Regions from separate parts of the Mus musculus genome. Here region 2 is linked to region 1. A link is a loop called in an ENCODE intact Hi-C map of the cell type or tissue named here. Cell type or tissue: heart. All regions are shown on one strand. Links, peaks and the distances in the headings refer to the core of each region. The heading gives the core; the rest is flanking DNA.

Region 1 (5,383 bases), core at 116-5,115:
AAAAGATGAAATAGGACGAATAGCCAAAGAGTAAATGTTATTACTACTAGAGATAAATGCTTTTCCTTTACTATATTGAAAATTGGGAGATTCTTGCTAAATGTATAAAACTATTTATGGAAACTATTCCTTAACTTTTATTTTTAAACTTTTTACTACAGTTTATACTGGGCTAAGTAAGGGGAGAGGGAAAACAGAAGTAGGCTCACTCTCTTACCACAAACTAGTACATTTCAAAGTCACATTATCAAAACTTTTGACTGCTTGGCTGAGGCAGTGACTCGTGCACTCAGGAGACCCACGGAGGAGGCTCTTTGTGAGTTCAAGGTCAGCCTGGTCTACATAGCATGGTCCTGAACAGCCAGGACTTCATAGAGATACCCTATCTCAAAAAGAAAAGAAACAAATTGAAATACATTCAACTCGAACAATAAACTCAGAACTGTTTTTCTTGAATCCAGGATGGTGTGAGCCCTCATCACTGTGATAAATATTGCAGACAAGTCAAAAGAACTGTGACTCAGTTTCTTTATTTGTAAGTGCTTGGGGTAATAGGACACATTAGGGAAGTGATTTCTAGATTTGTCTCAGGTTTTGATGAGATTTTAAAGTTGAAAGATTACTTTAGCCCAAGTCCGTTCGCACATAATGGAAGATTTCATATGTCCTAATATTTGAGCCCTGTTTTCCCGTATGGACGGTCCATAATAGGAAAGTAAACCGGAGCCAGAAGAGAAGTGCAAGTCCAGACCAAGTGGCCAGATGCCACAGGAAATGGTTTGAGTTGCATGTCACAGTCTCACCCTCTCTTCTACTATAATCAAGTTGTTGTTTACAACTGAAATGTAGACGAGCGACATGGACTTGTACTTGGGATGTGGAGTAGGATTCTACTGTTCAAAAGGCTCAGGAGAGGCTCAAAAGTTTGCCTGCTGAATCTCTGCAGGAAACTCCTTTCTCCTCATGCCACTGAAATTAGAAAGTTTACCAAAAGAGGAACCCTTTTAACTGATGAGTTGAAGAAACCCCAGTATTTCCCAACCCAATACCAGGCCCCATCGATTTCTGGCCTCAGCAGGAAATGAGCTACTACTGGACCACACTGTCAGGACTGTGAGACAAGTATGGGGAACATAACTGCTTCTGAGCATTCTCAACCAAGTGGAAATGCTGTGCTGGGATGCAGGGGGGGGGGGGGGGTTGGCGGGGTTACCCAGCCTCCAACTCCTCCCACGCTCCCCCCAAGTCCCAGACTTCCAAAGAAATGTTTCTTGGGTGAGCACATGGGGGGTGGGGGGAACAAACGCACGCAGGCGCCTCTTTCTCCGATTTCTGGCAAAGTCGAAGGAGCTAGGAACCTATGTGGTGCTTGTCTTGATTTCCTTAGCTATGAGTGGGCTCCGATGCGCTCGAAACGGAGAGGAGGGAGGCTCCCCTGCCCGGGACCCCAAGTGTTAAGGGACCAAACAGCAACTGACAAGAGGTGGGAGGGAAATGGAATCCCGCAAAGAAGGTTCGCGCCCACAAGTTAGACAAACAGCCCTACCCCAGTACTCTAGGACGCGACGCAGGGTGTCCCCAAGTTGGGGTGGGGCCTTTCTCCTCCGCAAGCTGACCCGAGAGAGAAGGCCGGATAAAGTGGAGAAGGGGTGCTCTTCCGCCCCCACGCCGTCTCCGTTCCCTGAGTTGTGCGGCGAGATCACGGCTGCTGCCGGGAGGGGAGGGCCGGCTCCCAGGCGTGTTCCTGGGCAGGACGATCCGGGGATCTCGGGTCTCCGAGACCAGCGGGGCTTGCGGGAAGACTTACCAGTTTGGGTTTGTTTCTCGTCTCCTCTTCGTTGGCGGCCCGGTTCCCCGCGCCTCGCTTGTTGCTCCGGCCCCCGCCGTGTTCCTCGCCGCCACCGCCGCCGCCTCCGGCTCCCGACGCCGCCGCCCCGAGCTCCTCCATCTTTCTCTGGCCCTGTCACCTGCCGCCCAGAAACCCCAAGTCTCCTCAAGGGCAAACACCCCTCGGAGCGCTAAGAATGTCCCGCGTCCACGGACAGAGAGGGTTGCCCGCCAAGCGCCGCTCCCAGGCCACCGGGTCTCCCCAAGCCCAGGCAACCCCGACGCAAACCACGCCGGTGCCACCACTCAGCGCTGGGGCAAGCCCTGCCCCTAAGCAGCTGCAATCACCGCGGTCGCCTCCGCCCTCGGGGCGGCGTTTAGGGTGGAGGAAAAGTAGGTGCCTATCTCTTTAAGACGGCCTCGACACACGTGATTCATCAAAGTGCCCGCTGTCGGTCGCCCGGGCGGGCTCCGAAAGCCGCTTCCTACTCGTGGAGCTGAGCCGCCTGGGCTAAGACTGGAGCCTACCAGAGGACATTCTACTGTGGTTAAGCACTGATTTCACTTCCTAGTTGTCTAGCACCAAAAGGAAGGGAACTAGTCTAGACGGGTAAAAAGAGAGAGAGAGAGAGAGAGAGAGAGAGAGAGAGAGAGAGAGAGAGAGAGAGAGAGAGAGAGAGAACCCATTTTAGAGATAGGGAAACTGAGTGAGGAGGATTCTTGTGAGCATTTTACTGGCTAGGCCACAAGTATCAGCTTTCACTAGTGTTGGTCACCCCTACCCTCCCTAGGCAGAAGGCCCTCAGGGGATGTGCTCTTGCTTCATTCTGTGGGCAGGTTTAATTAGCAAGGCAACTGGCAAAGTATAAGAAAACCACCATAGGGAGTTCTGATTAATTGCCTAGACAGATTGTATGGGCCAAAGTGGAAAGAGTGGGTGCCTCTTGCCACAATTGCCTTGTGGCCCAAAAAAATACAATCATTGCTTCCTTTGCAGGCTGTTGGTTAAGGCCAACCTACCCCTACCATAGATAGCTTTTTAACCAAAGCACCTATTTAGAATTTACTATTGGACTGAATCCTATCTTCGATTTCCCAAGCTAGTTTAGGTTTAAGGTTATTGCAAAGAGTAGTACATAAGATTTTATGTGTTGAAACTTTGTTTAAAAGATAAATCTCTAGACAACTGATGTTTTTGTGTAATACCAGGGAGCAGCGTATACTCTTCTCTCAAGGCACCGCACCTAATATTTCATCCTCAGAAGGTAGATTTTCCCATTGTTTCCAAAGGAACCTTACAAAGGCGGGGTTTCAACAAACCAACAAACCATCACAGAATTAGAGACCAAGTGGTGGGGAAGCCACTTGTATTAGAAACTTAAACACCAAGTCTATAACCATGTCTATAACCCTACTAGTGACGAAGATAACTTTGGGCTGTGAGACCATTTGGCCTTCTCCAATTCAATTTGAAGTTATGCTGAAACAAACTTTTATCAGAATGAATGCAGTATGATAAATTTGGCCATCATGTGAGTGCAATGACATAAATAACTTGAATAATAGAGCAAAAGAATTGTAGATATCTCAAAAGCGCTCAAGTCTCAGCTTTTGTCTTTATCATTAAGTTTCTTTTTAATCCTGTGGACAGGCTGTCTACGTTACCAAAGTAGCCAATTACCCAAGGAAGGCAGCAGAGGAGTTCATGCTCTCAATACAAAGGACAGAAGCTCCGAGATACCTTTGCTTTCTTGAAGATCATACTTAACTACAAATTAGATGTGTATTTTCAATTTGACGCATTCCGCACATACACAACTGAATCTAAATTTCATTCCACCTAAAAAAGAGTAAAAACACAATAGGTTTTACAGAAAGATACTGAATGGTATTCCAACACCTACACGTACTTCCTGTAGAAGAAATGTGGGTATAGGTCAAAGTGAGGGTCTTGGAGTTGGAAGGCTAAAGCTGACCTCATGTCTGTCCCTTAGGCTATTGGAAGAAACAGGCTGAAAGAACTGCATCATGGGACAAAAACTACGTGAACAGGAAACTCCCAGAGTACCTATGTCAGAAGCTCAAGAGCGCCTTCCCTCAGAAGACAAGGTTTGAGCTGTTAAAGTTCTGCTGAAAGCCTTGAAGGACCAACGAAGTACTACAAATGTAGCTTATTGTCATAGAGTTCTCCAACTATTGGGGAAGATATTTTTTTTAATGTATTGACCAATTTCAAAACAGGCACAGAAAGCATTCTAGGCAGGCAAAGGGACTGAAGATAGATTTTTGCAGAAACCCTATAATTTAAGAAAACAAAGGTGGGGGATTGTTGCAAGGCAATGCAGCAGAGCATACTGGCCCACTGGGCAAGCAGAGGCAGGCAGATCTCTATTTGAGGCCAGCCTAGTCTGCATAGCAAGGTCCAGGCTAGCCAAGGTTACATAGTGAGACATTGTCTCAAAAATAAATAAATAAATATATATATATATATACATATACATATGAAACAAGATCAATACCTACCAATTGTGGCCATCTCAGACCCTGGCTTAAGGCTTGCTGTTTATTTTTCAGCATTTTGCTCTAGCTAATGTGAAAAGCAAATTGTTAAGCAAATGTACAAACAGAATCACGAATCAGGGTCATTGGTCTCTCTTGGAAACTAACACACAAGGAAGAAAACAGCAGCCTCAGGCAAGAGTATTTTGTCCCTTAACCTAACATTTCACCAACTGCTGTCTTAGGGCTGATCTCACTTCACCTGCATTCCTGTGATTTTATTTTCCTTCTTGTCACACACACGTAGGCTTGTGGGGTGAAAAAAAAATGTCTTTTCTCTGGTGCTGAAGAAAGGAAGATATACCCATCAGCTAGACTATTAAAAGTATACATTAGACCCATTGGTTCCCCAGCCTCTTGCATCAAGTCCCACATCAGCTATTGGAGGAAAGAAAAGTATCTTTTTTCAGACTGACCTTAAGACATCCATTATCTTCATCTAAACAATCTGTCATTCATAGAAACATTAAAGGAAATACAAATTAGGGGGAAAATGAGAAAAAAAACAACTCCAAGGTCACAGCAAAATATTAATAAGTTAATGAATGACTAAAAGTAAACAAGTATTTGCTAAGCATATATTATATGGCTGATATCAAACTAGAGGTGATACAGAGTTAAACACAGGCAGAAGAGGTGCCAGACCTTCTGCTATAATGTCATATACATCTTCCTAGAGAAACTCTAGGTGTATGTTTGTTTAAAATACTGCATACTACAGATAAAACAGTACTTACAGAATGCAAAACAACTTGGAAATCAGAGCAGTAACCAACCAACCAAACAAACAAACAAACAAAAAGCCCAATAGCTATCCTAATAAAAATTCTCTGGTAATTAAACCTTCACGGAATGCAGCAAAATCATCTGTGAAAAGTCTCCTCCCTGTTATTTGTCCCCTCTAGCATTGAGTTTTAGTAGATGCCACTATCAGAATTTTAAATTGAACTCAAGAGTAGTCAGCCTTTTAAAAACACATAGTGAAAGGTCTTTCTTC
Region 2 (5,383 bases), core at 75-5,074, 130 kb before region 1:
GCAACATATTTACTTATAGAATAGAAAGCCACATGGCCCTTGTTGTCTTGTTACAGAATACAGCCCAGGCTTAATCTGAAGAACGTTACAATGGCAATATTTTGACAATTTAAGCCAAAGTTAGAGCCTCAGCTATCAGTTCAAATTTGGATAAAACATGTTCCATCATGAGTTTAATTACATTGTAGTTTCACTAACTGATTAAGTAAGAATATAAGTCATGCTCTACCAGCATTTCAGAGAAAAGCTGAGGAAAAAATAAAAATTTTAATTATCTGAGAAAGCTATCTTAAACAGTGGAGAGAAAGACTAATCAAAATACATGGTCAAAATTTAAAATGCAGAGTAAAATAGAAATGAGGGTCATAATTTTAGAGTTAAGAAGCCCATATTTAAAGAAAAGAAAACTGCTACGATGCATTCATTTGGTCCCTTTCACTCACCTGAGGCAGAAGGAAAAACAAAAGATTGTATTCTAAGCCTGCTGGCTGCTTGTTTCAGACCTTTGTCTTTTTAACTAATAGCATTTCATTTCAAGTTTGCCATATAAAATCCATAACACAATAAGATAGGCTAGACGAGGCAAATAAGGTTTGAGGATTGTTGTTTTTTGTTTTTTTGTTTTTTTGTTTTTTCCCCAATGCATGTCACTATTCTATGTATTTTCCTTCACTTCCTCTAACTGGTTAAAAGATGAATGAAGCCATTCGTACTTTTGTTGGTTTCTATACCTATTTTTTGTGTGTCATTAGAACCTCTGATTTGTGATGCAGAGGAAATATCTAGCATCAGGGAAAAGCCTTAGCTATGGATTGAAATGAATAAGAACATAGGCATAAATAGAATTTTATCAATACTACTGCACCTATTATTTTCATATATCACATAAGGTGACACAAGTAATGTATTCATTCTTGTGCACAACTATACAAGCTGAAGCTACTCATAATCATTTTAAAAGCACAATTTTTCAACTTCAAAAATAAATCTAGAGCTAGTACCGAGATCTTTACTTGGTTGTCAAAAGTAAGCACTAAACATTTAAATCTAGAATATATGAAGTATCATAAATGCTTGGTGCCTTATCCTTCACTAGACATCACAAAGCAGAAGAGCTTTCAAAACACAGAATCAAGAATATGCTTACTATATTCTTAGCTGCAATTAAGCTAGCCTAGGTGTCATACCTACTTAGATAAATAGCAAATAATAAATGTTTCGTGATGGGTTGAGCAGTAGTACACTCATAATACTGAAGAAGGGTTTGCAGCTATTTCTGGAAAGTAAAATCCTAAAATAGAACATGGTAACACATGGATGTTAATGGTTGTACTTAGAAGTATCTTTAAAATGAATATATGTGAATAAATGAAAGGGAAATGGCAAATTCTCTAACAAAAATTACACTATGATGATTAGGAGTTTAAAACAGAAAAAAAAAAAAAACCTCTGTGGCTCTGCTAAATATAAGTACTGTGGTGGTTTCCATAAGAATGGATTAGGAGATGTGGCCTTGTTGGAGACAGTAGATATAGAAATCTCAGATCTTTCTCCAGCACCATGTCTGCCTGCATGCTACTATGCTTCCTTGCTTCCCACCTTGACAATGATGGAGTAAACCAAGCATGCCCCAATTAAATGTTTTCCTTTATAAGAGTTATTGTGGTCATGATGCCTCTTCTCAGTAATAGAACACTGAAAAAGACAAAAATATAAAATGATACCTAAAAATCAAGCTTGATGGTGGAAAAAAATTAAAGATTATAACTTGATTAATGCTTCCACATATAAAACAAATGCTCTAATAAACTTTAAGCATATACTGCAGTTAATTTGAGTCTATAATAACATTTTTAAATTTTCTTGTAACAATTGCTTATAAAACTGTTCAACTCATGAGAAAAATAGACACACATGAGTCATTAACAGAACAACCTAGAGTACTTTTCTTTCTCATTTCTACCTTCTTAGCCCTCAAAATTCTAAAAATAAATAAATAATTTATGCAAAATTAATATCTTCAGGATAATTCAGTGTAAACACATAGTCCTCATAACCAAAATAGTCGAAGAAATTTCTGGTTATTTGACCTACTTATTTTAATCATGTGCCTCTTTGGCTATGAGTACATATGTGCAGTTCCGGTGAAAACCAGTAGAGGGTGGTAGATCTCTTGGAGCTAGAATTACAAGCGGCTACAAATTATCTGATGTAGGTGATGAAACACAAATGTGGGACCCTTGCAAGAGCAGCAACTATTAACTAAGTTATCCCTGCAGCCCTAACTCTATTCCTCTTTTAATATTCTGCATTTGTACAAGAACTGAAAGGCTACTTAAGTATCAAGCAATACAAATGGTCTTATATTCCTATATTTCTTTTGGATGGTTGTATGTTCTAAGTAACTAGTACGAGTAACTAGGTTCTGACAATATTTGAAATATTTTGCTTTCAACTCAAAGTTATTCCAAATTCTATCATTCATTAGCAAAGATTTTAATAGTTGACTGAAACTCCTAACAAATAACAGATGAGAAAATGGAGACAATGGACAAATTAGAGTGATAGCAAAATAATTACAATAATAATAATATTATTATTACCATCACTTCAAAAACTGTTGAAGAAAAAAGAAAATAGTACAAGTAAGTCTTGGCTCTATACATGTAATATGCATCTCAGAGGAAATGACTATAAGTGAGCAAACTAGAAAAATAATGATAATATTTTAAACAATTGAAGCTCTTTTACATGCCTTTAAAATATATAGTAAAAAGAAAAATCAGAAAGCCATTATCCAAAAGTTAAAGACACGAGTGAATAATGTTCCAGAAAATATTTCTGATAGTCAAGCAACAACAAATGATAGTTTTGCTAGCACTTAAAAAGTTAAGATTTAAGATATCAGTCTCTCTGATTTTCCCTGATCCCCAAAACTCTGGTGAGAAAGAAAAAATATCTTGTCACTGTCATTTATCATTTAAGAATCTCTCAACCAAGAGGCTCTGCCCTTTAAGACTCTCTTCAACAAAGCAGCCTAAGGTAAAAGCATTTATCATAATCTTTCTCTATTCCCTATATTCCTTCACCCCACCCGAAAAGTAAAAAGAATTATCAGCAAGACAGACATGAAAATTACTTTAAAAGCTTAATGTTGACTGGCTTTACGTAAATGGTCAATTCACTTTCAAAAGGATCAAAATGCCTCAAATTGTCAGAGTTCAATCCCTGTATCCATTGATTCAGCAAAAATCCTTTACAATTTCTGCTATAAAATGTGCACATTGTTAGATATCGCCAAAATACAGGTTTGGAAGACCCTATCAAATCTATATGCATCACACCCCTAAGTCATATAACCCAGATTAATGTGGGAGAAGACAAAATATGAGTTGATATAACAATTAAAATCAAATGATAAATCTTCATATCACAACTACCATTTTTACTTAAAATTACTATTGGAGAAGTTGCAAGAAGAGCCCAGTCCTGTTTTCTTTCCATAGGTTACTAACCTCATACTATACCATGATAAGAGAAGATGTTAATGCTCAGTAAGCCATCTACATGTCTTTATTACTGTTTTGTTTTCAAAAACAGGGTATCACTAAGAAAGGTATGGTGTTTCTTACATATCTCAAACTGTCCTCTAATCAGTCAACCTGATGAATGGTGAGATAAAAGGCAGCATTACAACATATTTAAACCGTGTATTTCTAAAATAATACAAGAGCATATTCAAGAGGTAAATGGGAGTGGAACAGCACAATTTACCTAAGGGAAAGACATTCTATATTATTTCTAAAATGTGGCCTTTGATTGACCATAAATACATAAAAATAAATGTATACACCCTACTATTCAGTGAGTAACTACATGTGTAAGGCGCTTTGCTAAAGAATTTTACACACAACGAAGACCAAAGTGTGGACACTTTACCCTTTCTTAGAAATGGGAACAAAACACCCATGGAAGGAGTTACAGAGACAAAATTTGGAGCTGTGACGAAAGGATGGACCATCTAGTGATTGCCATACCTGGGGACCCATCTCATAATCAGCCTCCAAATGCTGACACCATTGCATACACTAACAAGATTTTGCTGAAAGGACCCAGATATAGCTCTCTCTTGTGAGACTATGCCAGGGCCTAGCAAACACAGAAGTGGATGCTCACAGTCAGCTATTGGATGGATCACAGGGCCCCCAATGGAGGAGCTAGAGAAAGTACTCAAGGAGCTAAAGGGATCTGCAACCCTATAGGTGGAACAACATTATGAACTAACCAGTACCCCGGAGCTCTTGACTCTAGCTGCATATGTATCAAAAGATGGCCTAGTCGGCCATCACTGGAAAGAGAGGCCCATTGGTCATGCAAACTTTATATGCCCCAGTACAGAGGAACGCCAGGGCCAAAAAGCATTGTCACCAATTTTAGAAATGAAGAGACTAAAGTGAATCACCAGTAGCCACCAGGTAGAGACACCAAAAAACCTTGAGAAAGAGGTGAGAAGTGTGTAAAAGCTGGAAGTTCTGGAGATGGACTAAGAAATGCCATTCCCTAGACTTCAGACAACTATTGCACTCATTAATTCACATCAGCTGCAATTATCTGCACTGGACTCTCACAAAATCAGGCCTATTAACAATGAATGAAGAGGAGGAGAACTCAAGGGTCCCTATACTTTAACTCCTCACTATTGGCTATAGATAGATCCTGGGAAAGGAGGAAATCTCTGTCTTTAGCTGTGTACCCTCTGCTAAACACAATAGGCTCCACTGATTTTGCTTAAATCCGGTGGGTTTCATGTATGTGCCCAAGGCTCAAACACAGTGTTTGAACCTATATTTAATTTCAAATTACTCAAAAGAAAACCCAACCAAGCTGGCTGATATCCGAAATTTATTAATAGCTTCATTTTAGTTCCCTGCCCCCGCCAATGGGTATCCTTGGGTTTAGCTAAAAGGACTAAAGTTATTTCAACTATGTTGTCAATGTTTTGACTATGTGAAATGGAACCAATATATATTAGAATATTGCTGTGTAACTAAGTATCTCTGAAGACACGGTCATCAATTAATAATGTCCTGCTTATAAAGGACAAATGGCAGCAAAGCATCTTTCATTTCACTTTGGAGGAAACTCATAATTCTGTCCAATAATATTTACAGTATTTTCTAGTTTAAAAATCTCAAAAAAAACATATAAAACTATGACAGGAAGACAAAAATCTTTTTAGAAGGAGAGTTTTTTGCCACTAAAAATGTTTAATGATTAACTGCCTCCAGGATAAGTGGGACCAACCCACATGTAAAATCAGATTAATGACAAACTGAGAAGAAATGTGTTTTCCTTACCAAAGAGTTTTAAGATAAATCTTAAA

The links. A loop is a pair of places that touch in the nucleus more often than their neighbours do. Peaks named below come from ENCODE experiments on the same cell type or tissue, not always from the same donor. Only the 100,000 strongest peaks of a DNase experiment are listed, where the experiment ranks them.
Region 2: a loop joins it to region 1, with 2.4 times the contacts of the local background. A loop is called at or near these places in 2 of 42 quality-filtered maps.

What each region holds. Positions count from the first base shown.
Region 1 is chrX:129,746,541-129,751,923 of GRCm38, reverse strand. It overlaps Diaph2 (diaphanous related formin 2), which reads right to left and starts at 2,182. Exons shown (of 27, transcript NM_172493.2): 1 at 1,808-2,182. The coding sequence starts at 1,948. In heart, for the core only: a CTCF peak has its summit at 2,160; DNase peaks (open chromatin) are centred at 1,183, 1,643 and 2,203; H3K4me3 peaks cover 1,900 bases; H3K27ac peaks cover 1,426 bases.
Region 2 is chrX:129,881,445-129,886,827 of GRCm38, reverse strand. All of the region lies in intron 4 of Diaph2 (diaphanous related formin 2), which reads right to left. Among named protein-coding and RNA genes, the nearest start is that of Diaph2, 130 kb to the right of the region's middle. In heart, for the core only: a CTCF peak has its summit at 2,157 (motif pointing right); no DNase peak of the experiment used is centred there.